Linked DNA regions of Homo sapiens: all the other regions are linked to region 1. The links are chromatin contacts, found by Hi-C or POLR2A ChIA-PET in ENCODE. All regions are on one chromosome and are shown on one strand. The core of a region is the stretch at or near the end of the contact, and the rest is flanking DNA. Distances in the headings are between cores, read along the strand shown. Region 1 holds the start of GNE (glucosamine (UDP-N-acetyl)-2-epimerase/N-acetylmannosamine kinase). Region 2 holds the start of MELK (maternal embryonic leucine zipper kinase). Region 3 has its middle 15 kb from the start of SPAAR.

Region 1 (3,470 bases), core at 678-3,177:
AAGCGTGAGCCACCACGCCCGGCAGAAACCCAAATTCTTAAAGACTACTTTCTGCATTCTCTCAACTCAAGACCGTCCATTATAAATGCTGACAAAAGGTGATTAACCCTTTCCAGAAAAATAATGCCCCACTCAACCGTGGAAAGAGTTCTTTGTGAAGAGAATATTTTTAAGGCTATCAAATAAAAATAATGAACACTTGGGTCAAGCAGTCACTGAACAGAGGAAACAACAGTAAACATTTGCTGAGCGCTTCTGAAGTGCCAAACATTGTGCTAATAGGTTTCTTCACATGTATTAACTCATTTCATCCTCACAGCCCTCGTATTAGCCGCGTTTTACAGACAGGAAGCACAGAGAAAATAATTTACTTGCCCCAAATCACTGTTTAATAGTTCATCATTGGCCAGGCGCGGTGGCTGACGCCTGTAACCCCAGCACTTTGGGAAGCCGAGATGGGCGGATCACTTGATGTCTGTTCAAGTCCAGCCTGACCAACATGGTGAAACCCCGTCTCTACTAAAAATACAAAAATTAACCGAGCATGGTGGCAGGCGCCTGTAATCCCAGCTACTTGGGAGGCTGAGGCAGGAGAATTACTTGAACCCAAGTTCATCATTGAGAGAACCGAAAATCAAACCCTTGTCTGAATGACTTCAGCGCTCAGAACACTGTCCCACACCCAGTGTTTGCCTTGTGTCTGTTCATTCCATAAACATCCATGAGTACAAATCTTCCTCGAAAACATGATAAATCGCCCTTTCATCAGTGCAATGAGGATGGGACTCAAAGGAATAAGAAGGAAAGAGCTATATAAAGCTGTCTGAAAGTCAGGGCCCCATTCCGACGCTATAATTCGGTTTGGCTTCAACTGCGGCGCTCCTACAGTTGGGTTAACGAGTTACCTATACTGCGAAACTGTACCCCACCCCTCCTACCAGAGTAGTAAAAAATACGTTCTTGTGTTCTAACAATTTTACAAGCGTAAAACTGGGGGGAGGGGCCGGGCGCGGTGGCTCACGCCTGTAATCCCAGCACTTTGGGAGGCCGAGGTGGGCGGATCACGAGGTCAGGAGATCGAGACCATCCTGGCTAACATGGTGAAACCCCGTCTCTACTAAAAATACAAAAAATTAGCCGGGCGTGGTGGTGGGCGCCTGTAGTCCCAGCTACTCGGGAGGCTGAGGCAGGAGAATGGCGTGAACCTGGGAGGCGGAGCTTGCAGTGAGCCGAGATCGCGCCACTGCACTCCAGCCTGGGCGACAGAGCGAGACTCAGTCTCAAAAAAAAAAAAAAAAAAAAAAAAAAAAAAAAAAATTGGGGTGAGGGCGGGGAATTAACGTTTCTCAAATATACAAGGAAGCCCAGACTCAGAATGTAGACTCAGAGCAGGGAGGGGACCTTTTAGCCCAGCCTTTTCACGCCAGGACAGCTCGCCTGCCAGGCAGTTCTCCACCCTCTCTCGCCCCGCCCCGCTCCTAACGGGACAGTCAGCATCCCCCCTGATTGGACAGCACTGTTCCAGGGGACAAGTCAACCTGGGCCTCCCTCTACATCCCCTCCCCTGCTCATCAGGGCCCACCCCGAGCCACACGGCGGAGCCCTGAATTGGGCCAAAGAGGTGCCCTATGGTGAGGCCTGCAGGACATTGGGCGAGAGCCGGGTCCAGTGTGGGCCTCGGGGCGCGGTGGGGTGGAAAGCGGCCGGGGAGGGGAGGCCTGGGGCAGGAGGCCGGGGGAGGCGGCCCTGGGGGTGGGCAGGATGCTCTCCCGGAGTCCCACGCCGCCGCGCGGCTCTCACCAGACGCCGTCAGAGGCTCCCTCCCACGCCGCCACCGCGCTCCTCGGGCGAGGGACGAACCAAGCGCCACGAAGCAGGCAGAGCGCGAGCCTGCCCCTCGGTTTCCGCGCTCGGGCGCGCGGGTAGACGACTCGTCGCTCGACCTTGTCCCCACTCCTCGCTCGCCCAGCCACGCCCACCCGGAGTGCCGAATCCGCGATCGCGCCCTGACGCCACCCGAGAGAGCTCGCGTGATTGGCTGCTCCCGTCCCCGTCCCCCACCTTCCCGGCGGTATTTTGAGGCGCAGGCAGGGTGCTGACCAGCGGACCATCTTCCATGGCCTCTGCCGCGCTGGAGCTGCTGCGGGGCTGTCCTGCCAGCTTGTGCTCCCGCCCCGAAGCGTCCTCCTCCACTGGCGACACACGCACTGAAGCCCGAGTCTTCCCGCTGGGTAGTTGTTTTGGTCTTGCACCCAAGGAGGGATTTCTTGCGCCTCTTGTTCCCTCAGTTATTTCATAAACCAGGACCGCAACTATACTGTCGTGTAGCGCGGCCACCCCACAGCGGTCCCTGACGTTAACCCTTGCCGTGACTGCTAGAAGACACTGGTGGAGTGTGAATTGATGACCAAGGCATGGCAGAGCCTCTCTCATCTTTATAATCAGTTCAGCGGCGGCCTCCACTACAGGGAACTCCCAGCCAGTCCCGAGGCCTAGGGACATCCAGGGAGAAACGTGGCGGTGGTAAAGGGCTTGCGCAGCTCCTGAAGATAAATAAGACTTTGGGTTGCTGTTGTTTTTGAGACAAGGGTCTCACTATGTTGTCCAGGCAGCACTCGAGCTCCTGGCCTCAAGCCATCTTTTCTGGCTTCAGCCTTCTGAGTAGCTGGGACTACAGGACCATGCCACCGAATCAGGCTTTAAGACTTTTTAATGACCCTTTCAAATTTCTGAGTCACTCCCAGCATTTTAGGAAGCCAAGTGAGAAGGCTAGCTTGAGGCCAGGAGTTCGAGACCAACCTGGGCAACAGATTCCTGAGTCACCATTGACAAGAAACTTTGAATGAAGTTGATGATACAAAATATTAACATCTTTTTTTTTTTACAACCATTAAAAATTTACCACAGGTGAAACTAAGTCTAACAGTTCATTGAGATTTCTTGCTGTACAGCAAATTTCAAATCTCATCAAACTGCAGTTTGTGATGCATTTCAATTAATAATGAAGCTCTAATTTGTAAAATACTTATGAACTCTTAGTTCTCCTGTGGCTAGCTTGGAGCCACGAAAAGGTCACATTAGCCACAAAAGAAAAGACATTAAGGGATTTTTGCAAGGAAGTGCTATCAGATTTCTTTTTTGTTTGTTTGTTTGTTTTTGAGACAGGGTCCCACTCTATCGCCCAGGCTGGAGTACAGTGGTACGATCTCAGCTCACTGAAACCTCCACCTCCCAGGTTCAAGCAATTCTCCTGCCTTAGCCTCCCGAGTAGCTGGGATTACAGGCACACACCACCATGCCCGGCTAATTTTTGTATTTTTAGTAGAGACGGGGGTTTCACCATGTTGGCCAGACTGGTCTCAAACTCCCGACCTTAGGTGATCCGCCCACTTTGGCCTCCCAAAGTGCTAGGATTACAGACATGAGCCACCACACCAGGCCCAGATTTCTTTTTTAAATCACACTGGCTG
Region 2 (3,625 bases), core at 1,113-3,612, 310 kb after region 1:
CTGTAATCCCAGCACTTTGGGAGGCCAAGGCAGGCGGATCATGAGGTCAGGAGATCAAGACCATCCTGGCTAACATGGTGAAACCCCATCTCTACTAAAAATACAAAAAAATTAGCCGGGCATGGTGGTGGGCGCCTGTAGTCCCAGCTACTCAGGAGGCTGAGGCAGGAGAATGGCGTGAACCCAGGAGGCGGAGCTTGCAGTGAGCCGAGACCACGCCACTGCACTCCAGCCTGGGTGACAGAGTGAGACTCCATCTCCAAAAAAAAAAAAAAGAACATTTATGATTAATGGGAAGAGGTCACCATATCAACATTAACAGGAGTTGGGAAGAAATTAATTCCAACCCTCATGGATGACTTTGAGGGGTTCAAGACTTCACTCGTGGAAGTAACTGCAGATTTGGTGGAAACAGCAAGAGAACTAGAATTGGAAGTGAAGCCTGAATATGTGACTGAACTGCTGCAATCTCATGATCCAACTTGAATAGATGGGGAGTTTCTTCTTACGGATGAGCAAAGAGAGAGTGCTTTCTTGAGATGGAAGCTCCTCTTGGTGAAGATGCTGTGATCATTGCTGAAATAACAACAAAAGATTTAGAATATTCCATAAACTTTGTTGATAAGGCAGTGGCAAGATTTCAGAGAACTAACTTTGAAGGAAGTCCTGCTGTGGATGAAATGGTATCACACAGCATCACATGCTACAGAGAAATCTTTCATGAAAGGAAGTGTCCATCGATGCAGCATTGTTGTTTTATTTTAGGAAATTGCCACAGCCATCCCAACGTTTAGCAACCACCACCCTGATCAATCAGCAGCATGGAGGCAAGACCCTCCACCAGCAAAAAGATTATGATTTGCTGAAGATTCAGATGACCATGTTAAATTAAGTTTAGCATAAAGCTGCCTCCTTATGCATTTTAAGTTCAGACTAACAATTTATTTCTTTCTCTCTCTCCCTTTCTCTCCCTTCCTTTCCTTTCCCTTCCCTTCCCTTCCCCTCCCTTCCCCTCCCTTCCCCTTCCCTTCCCCTTCTCTTCCTTTCTTTCTTTTCTCTCTCTCTTTCTCTCTTTCTCTTTTTTTGAGACGGAGTCTTGCTCTGTTGCCCAGCCTGGAGTGCAGTGGCACGATCTCTACTCACTGCAACCTCTGCCTCCCAGCAGAGAGAATCAAGAGATTCTCCTGCCTCTACCTCCTGAGTAGCTGGGATTATAGGCTCGCGCCACCAAGCCCGGCTAATTTTTTGTATTTTTAGTAGAGACAGGGTTTCATCATGTTGGTCAGGCTGGTCTCGAACTCCTGACCCCAAATGATCTGCCCCCGCCCCCCCACCAAAGTGCTGGGATTATAGATGTGAGCCTTTGCACCTGGCCTAACAGTTTCTCCATACATAGTGAATTGTAGACAACTACAATTGTAAATGTGTAAAGAGACTGTAACCTTGTAACAAGTAGCGAGTCTCAGTCAATCACAGCAGCGGAGTTTTGGCCAATCACAGGTGGCCAACTGTTTAAACAGTGCTCAAAATAGTCAGAGGTTGAGTTGCAACCAATCCAGCTGTTTCCATACTTGACTGCAATTTCTGTAAGTCATTTTCCTTTTTCTGTCCATAAATGTTATTTGAACATATGGCAGCCCGAATCACTCTGAACCTATTTTGGTTCCAGGGATTACTGGATTTTGGACTCATTCTTTGGTCAATTCAACTCTGTAAAGTTTAATTTGTCTAAAGATTTTCTGGGCCGGATACAGTGGCTCACGCCTGTAATCCCAGCACTTTGGGAGGCTGAGGCGGGAGGATCGCTTGAGCCCAGGAGTTCGAGACCAGCCTGGCCAACATAGCGAGATCCCGTCTCTACCCACAAATAATTTAGCCAGGCGTGGTGGCGCGTGCCTGTAGTCTCAGCTACTGGGGTTCTTATTCCTCGTGGCAACACATTTTGGAGAGGGGGAGGTATTCCTGTCTTTGCTGGGTGGGAGAACGGCCAGTGGGCAAGGGAGGACGAAAATGAGAACTGTGACTGCCAGAGGGCACGTCAATTTTAGGAAGAGAACGTAAGAAAGTTGGGTTCTGTGGAGACTTGGCATATCCACGCCACCTGGAAAATCATCACGTGCCCTCCGGGGCAAGACCAAGGCCTCAAGTCACCCCTCGCAGCCCAGTGGACCTCCCGGCCATCCCTTTCACGGCTCCACAGCGACCGCGAGCCGTTGCCCCGGTGAGAACCCCCCGGCACTGTGCGCGCCCCCGCCTGCCGTGCGCGTCCGCTTCCCTGGGATCCGGCGCCGCGCGCGCCCCCGCCGCGTCCCCGCCCCTTCCGGCCCGGGAGATTTGATTCCCTTGGCGGGCGGAAGCGGCCACAACCCGGCGATCGAAAAGATTCTTAGGAACGCCGTACCAGCCGCGTCTCTCAGGACAGCAGGCCCCTGTCCTTCTGTCGGGCGCCGCTCAGCCGTGCCCTCCGCCCCTCAGGTCAGTTCTCCCGCCTGCCCGCCGCAGTCGCAGTTGATGGCTGGGGTCTGGGCTGTGCGGGGCGCAGCGGCCCAAACCCAGTTTGCTCCTGGCTCTCGGGAGACTGGAGGATTTCATCGGAGCCCCGCGCTTTACCAGCCCTGTTCCCTGGATAAGATATTTGACCTTTCCGACCCGCGGTTTTCTTCTCCGTAAGTGGGGATAATGACCGTGTCTACTTAACAGGGTTATTGAAGAGGTGTTCAGGCTAAGCGTTTGCCACCTAGGAGGCTGCGATAGACGTGAATTCCCATTTCCCGTTTCCAGTTTCCGTGACTCTTCCCCGCGAAAAAAGTTGACAGAAGGGTTTCGAGTTTTTTCTGTTTGTACAACTCAGTTTACTGGGGCAGTGCAATAAAAAAGGAGATGTGTTATCACTACCTTTTCAGAGTCCAAATCCATCCTCTCCTATCATCTCCCCAGAGTAGTGGCTTCAGAGGCTCACACTAAAAGGGGAATTTTTTTTCTTTTTCTTCAAGACGGAGTTTCGCTCTTGTTGCCCAGGCTGGAGTGCAATGGCGCGATCTCGGCTCACCGCAACCTCCGCCTCCCAAGTTCAAGCGATTCTTCTGCCTCAGCCTCCCGAGTAGCTGAGCTTACAGACATCCGCCACCACGCCCGGCTCATTTTTTGTATTTTTAGTAGAGACGGGGTTTCACCACGTTGGCCAGGCTGGTCTCCAGCTCGTGTCCTCAGGTGATCCGCCCGCCTTGGCCTCCCAGAGTGCTGGGATTACAGGCGTGAGCCACCACGCCCGGCCTAAAAGGGGAATTTTCACCGAATGCTGTATCAGTAATAGGAGCAGCAGGATTGCTCCCACCAAGAAACCTGGTGTAGGGTTGTGGGAGCTGGAAAGGGTAGACTCAGGGAAGGCTGCCCAAGAGAGGAATCAGGTCCCTAGCACTTAGGACGGGTAATTACCTTTGGTATTTCTCCTTTGTTAGTGGAATGAGGTGAGTATCAGGAGCCTGGATTGTTGTTTAGAGGCCAGTGTTCCTAACTTTGGTTTAAATTTTGGTTTCTGTTTCCCATGGAGTCTGGCTAGAAAATCAGAAAAATCAGAAAAGCCCTTACTGGGCCTTCGTGGGCTTGTTTCTCCCAAGGGTCTGTC
Region 3 (3,666 bases), core at 346-2,845, 330 kb before region 1:
CACACACTTATAACCAGTGTGTGCTGGTAAACTGACTCTCCTGGAGAAAAAAAAAAAAACCCTTATATGTAGGGTTTGCCAAATTCTGAGGGGAGGCATAAATGTTCCCACAATGGTCAATGCCCAGCTACCGAGGGGATGTCACTGAGAGCTGGGAAGAGCAGCATACAACTGGCTCTTCTTGAGCCAGCGCTAGCCCACCACCACCTCTACCCTGGCAACAGCAGTCGGAAGACTGATTAGATGATGGCCTTTTCTCTCCTCTACTCCCCAGTTCCATTCAGAACTTAACTTTCCTATGGGTGCCTCAGTATTTTCTACTCTCGCTTTTGATTTGGTGTCAGTGGATTCCTTTGAACTAGTCACATCTAGTTCAACATGTTGATTGCTAAGCTTTAATTCTCACACAAAAACACTCTTACCAGGTTCCTAGATGTCTTAACTTCTTTTTCTCAGGAATTGGCATTTGGAAAAACAGTATTTCCGAGAAATGCTGGGAAGGAATTCCTGCATAAAAACACAAATCTGGCCGGGCACGGTGGCTCGTGCCTGTATTCCCAGCACTTTGGGAGGCTGAGGCAGGTGGATCATGAGGTCAAGAGATCAAGACCATCCTGGCCAGCATGGTGAAACCCCATCTGTACTAAAAATATAAAAATTAGCTGGGCGTGGTGGTGCGCGCCTGTAGTCCCAGCTACTCGGGAGGCTGAGGCAGGAGAATCACTTGAACCCGGGAGATGGAGGTTGCAGTGAGCCGAGATTGTGCCACTGCACTCCAGCCTGGGCAACAGAGGGAGACTCCATCTCAAACAAAGCAAAACAAAACACAACACAAATCCAGGAAACCCAAGTAAAACCTATTTGCTTGACTGATCGTGATCCTACTGGATACATTCTCCTGGGTCCCAATTTTGGCCACCGCTCATTTTCATTGATCTCATTTTAAGGGGTTTGAGGTATGGAGTCCTTAGGATTTGGTGTTAAGTTTGGTGATTTTTCAGAGAGGCCGCACCAGAGCTGCATCGGTGATCATTTGACTTTATGTCTGACCCTGTGCACAGGGGTCTACTTGTCTCCTAACCTCAGTTTTCCTCTTTTTCCTTATTAGAAAAACAACAATAACATCAACACAGTCCCTCTTGGAACTAGGAATGGCCAGTAGAAGTGGTGTGTGACTTCTGGGAAATGTCCTTAAATAGAGGCGGAATACTCTTCTTTGTTTTTTCTCCTTTATCTGGCCAGAATGTAGATATAATGGCTGGAGCTACAGAAGTCAGATTGGACCAGAGTGGCCTTGGGAGTAGAAGCCCCATTTGGGGGAACAATAAGATAAAAGGGGCCTGGGTTCCTGATACTGTGGGAGCCCATATCAGTCCTATACTGCCTTCTTCCAGGCTTTTATACCAAAGCAAAACAGTCTTATTTAAACCACTATTGATATGTGGTTTTCTATCACTCATAACTGAAACAAATTAAACAGCACACCAGTGCATTGTATTCTGTTACATAGTTTATGGGAGGCCATTGTTTTGGACTAGCCTCCTACACTGGCCCTAGCAGAGCAGATCAAACCAGAGCAGAGTCACCTGTGCTAACTGCCAAGTCATCAAACCGGACTTTGAAATGAGGCAGTTTTCCAAAAACGCAGGAGCTTCCAGTCACCCTGAATCAGCACAATAAAAAGTGCCCTCTGCTTTAACCCTATAAGGAAAGCAACTTTGAAATGACCAATCTGCTTTTTGTTCCCTGTTTCTGCTTTCTTCAGCCCTCTTTTATCCATAAAGCCAAACTTCTCTGCCCACTTCACTGGAATACTCATTCTATTTCGTAGAATGAGGTGTTGCCTGATTCTAGAATCACAAATAAAAGCCAATTTGATCATTACAAATAATTTGTTGTAATTTTGCCTTTGGGAAGTTCCTAGTGAAAGCAAAAGCTACTAGCAAGAATCCTTGAAAGGTTTGTAATGGAGGTGAAAATGAAAGACTGTAGCATTACCCAGTGACTCAGAGAGTGTGGGGGAGGCAGCTGCATCTAGTGATAATGGATGATACATTTGGAATAGAAGAGGCTGTGGTTTCATGCATGCCTGTCTTCCCATCTGCCAAGAAGGCTGATGAATAAGCTTTTATACTCCTCTAAGTTGGTAAAAGAAGTTTTCAGATTTTTAATACTCAAAGGTCTTTTCACAAATGACTATGACCTTTTCTTTTCTTTTCGAGACAGGGTTTCACTCCCGTCGCCCAGGCTGGAATGCAGTGGTGAAATCTCGGCTCACTGCAACCTCTGCCTCCTGGGCTCAAATGATCCTCTCGCCTCAGCCTCCTGAGTAGCTGGGACTACAGGCATGCAGCACTGCGCCCAGCTAAGTTTTGTATTTTTTCTAGAGACGGAATTTTGCCGTGTTGCCTAGGCTGCTCTGGAACTCCTGAGCTCAAGTGATCCACCTGCCTTGGCCTCCTGAAGTGCTGGGATTACAGGTCGGAGCCACTGCGCCTGGCCTCTATGCCTGTGGTCTTTAGTTTGTAGGAACCAGACCACTCAAAGGCTGGAACGTACCTTATTGCTCTGCCAGTGAATGGTTTAGGAACTGGCTGAAGGAGCTGGGGATTCAGTCTAGGAAGAACTTACAGGAGTTGGGATTGGGTTTGAGAGCTGCTTTCACACATCTAAGTAAAAAAGATTTAGCCTTCCTCACAGAGGGCTCTAGGCCAAAACCAGAACCCAAAGGTGGAGGCTGCCAACTTTACCCTAAATTAAAGAGAAACCTCCTACCCATCAGAACTGGATGGAGGTAGCTTTTTGATAGCAACTCTCCACTGCTGGGAATATTTAATCAAAGGATGCAGAAGGAGTCATTAACTGAGCAGCAGTTCCCATATACCAGCCTATGTATTGGTACCTACCTGTCTATAACATTTTCCAGGTCTCAGCCAGGCACGGTGGCTCATGCTTGTAATCCCAGCACTTTGGGAGGCTGAGGTGGAAGGATCTCTTGAGCCCGGGAGTTACCAGCCCGGGCGACACAGGGAGACCCTGTCTCTACAAATAATTTAAAAATTAGCCAGGCATGATGGTGCACACGTGTGTGGTCCCAGCTACTTGGAAGGCTGAGGAGGAGAATCAATTGAGCCCAGGAGGTCGAGGCTGCAGTGAGCTGTGATTGTGCTACTGCACTCCAGCCTGGGTAACAAAGCAAGACCCTGTCTCAAAAAAAAAAAAAAAAAAAAAAAGAGAGAGAGAGAGAAAAAAAGGCAATGTAGTACATTTTAAAAATAAAACTAAATATTTGCAATTTGAAGTACATTCTCTTTATTCCAAGATTATGTTCTTTCTATTTCAGGAGGTGTTATAATGTCTTTTTTTAGTAGTAGGTGGTATTAGCTATTGTTGTTTAACACCCTAATTAGACAACATAAAATCTTGGCAATCCTATATAATTCCATTAAAATTTACACTGGCTATAAGATCTAGAAGTCTGGTAATATGGATGAGATGACACCTGGTTGTCTGAATTGACCTTCCAAGGATTAGTAGTTCATTCGAGTGTCTACTAGATGCCATTTTTGTGTATTTACAGCAACTAGATAATTTCATGGTTCAAATCAGAGAAACCAGTAATGTGATCCACGTGCTTATGGTAACTTAAACTTTATTGACTATTCA

The links. Hi-C counts contacts between places; a loop is a spot of excess contacts on that map. ChIA-PET counts read pairs that join two places held with the same protein, here RNA polymerase II (POLR2A). Pooled maps may share reads with other maps.
Region 2: a map of CD8-positive, alpha-beta T cell shows a loop between it and region 1 (13-fold over the local background). The contact joins the promoter of MELK here to the promoter of GNE in region 1. A Hi-C loop is called at or near these places in 6 of 168 maps with a recorded cell type or tissue (B cell, CD4-positive, alpha-beta T cell, CD8-positive, alpha-beta T cell and 1 more), 19 of 37 single-sample maps with no recorded cell type and 21 of 50 pooled maps. POLR2A ChIA-PET finds 5 or more read pairs at or near these places in 1 of 52 experiments (activated CD8-positive, alpha-beta T cell).
Region 3: a loop to region 1 is called in a pooled map, with 2.9 times the contacts of the local background. The contact joins the enhancer-like site here to the promoter of GNE in region 1. A Hi-C loop is called at or near these places in 1 of 168 maps with a recorded cell type or tissue (ascending aorta) and 2 of 50 pooled maps. POLR2A ChIA-PET finds 5 or more read pairs at or near these places in 1 of 52 experiments (AG04450).

What each region holds. Positions count from the first base shown.
Region 1 is chr9:36,256,521-36,259,990 of GRCh38, forward strand. It overlaps GNE (glucosamine (UDP-N-acetyl)-2-epimerase/N-acetylmannosamine kinase), which reads right to left and starts at 1,928. Exons shown (of 12, transcript NM_005476.7): 1 at 1,801-1,928. It overlaps LOC124902150 (a long non-coding RNA gene), which reads left to right and starts at 2,090. Exons shown (of 3, transcript XR_007061473.1): 1 at 2,090-2,231. RefSeq lists a silencer at 1,669-1,828 and an enhancer at 2,129-2,358.
Region 2 is chr9:36,570,533-36,574,157 of GRCh38, forward strand. It overlaps MELK (maternal embryonic leucine zipper kinase), which reads left to right and starts at 2,363. Exons shown (of 18, transcript NM_014791.4): 1 at 2,363-2,475. RefSeq lists an enhancer at 1,082-1,581 and a silencer at 2,165-2,444.
Region 3 is chr9:35,922,401-35,926,066 of GRCh38, forward strand. No RefSeq gene overlaps it. Among named protein-coding and RNA genes, the nearest start is that of SPAAR, 15 kb to the left of the region's middle. RefSeq lists an enhancer at 871-2,070. Within about 2 kb of position 1,596, at least 14 of the 41 ENCODE cell types and tissues checked have a DNase peak (open chromatin) inside an H3K27ac peak, as active enhancers do.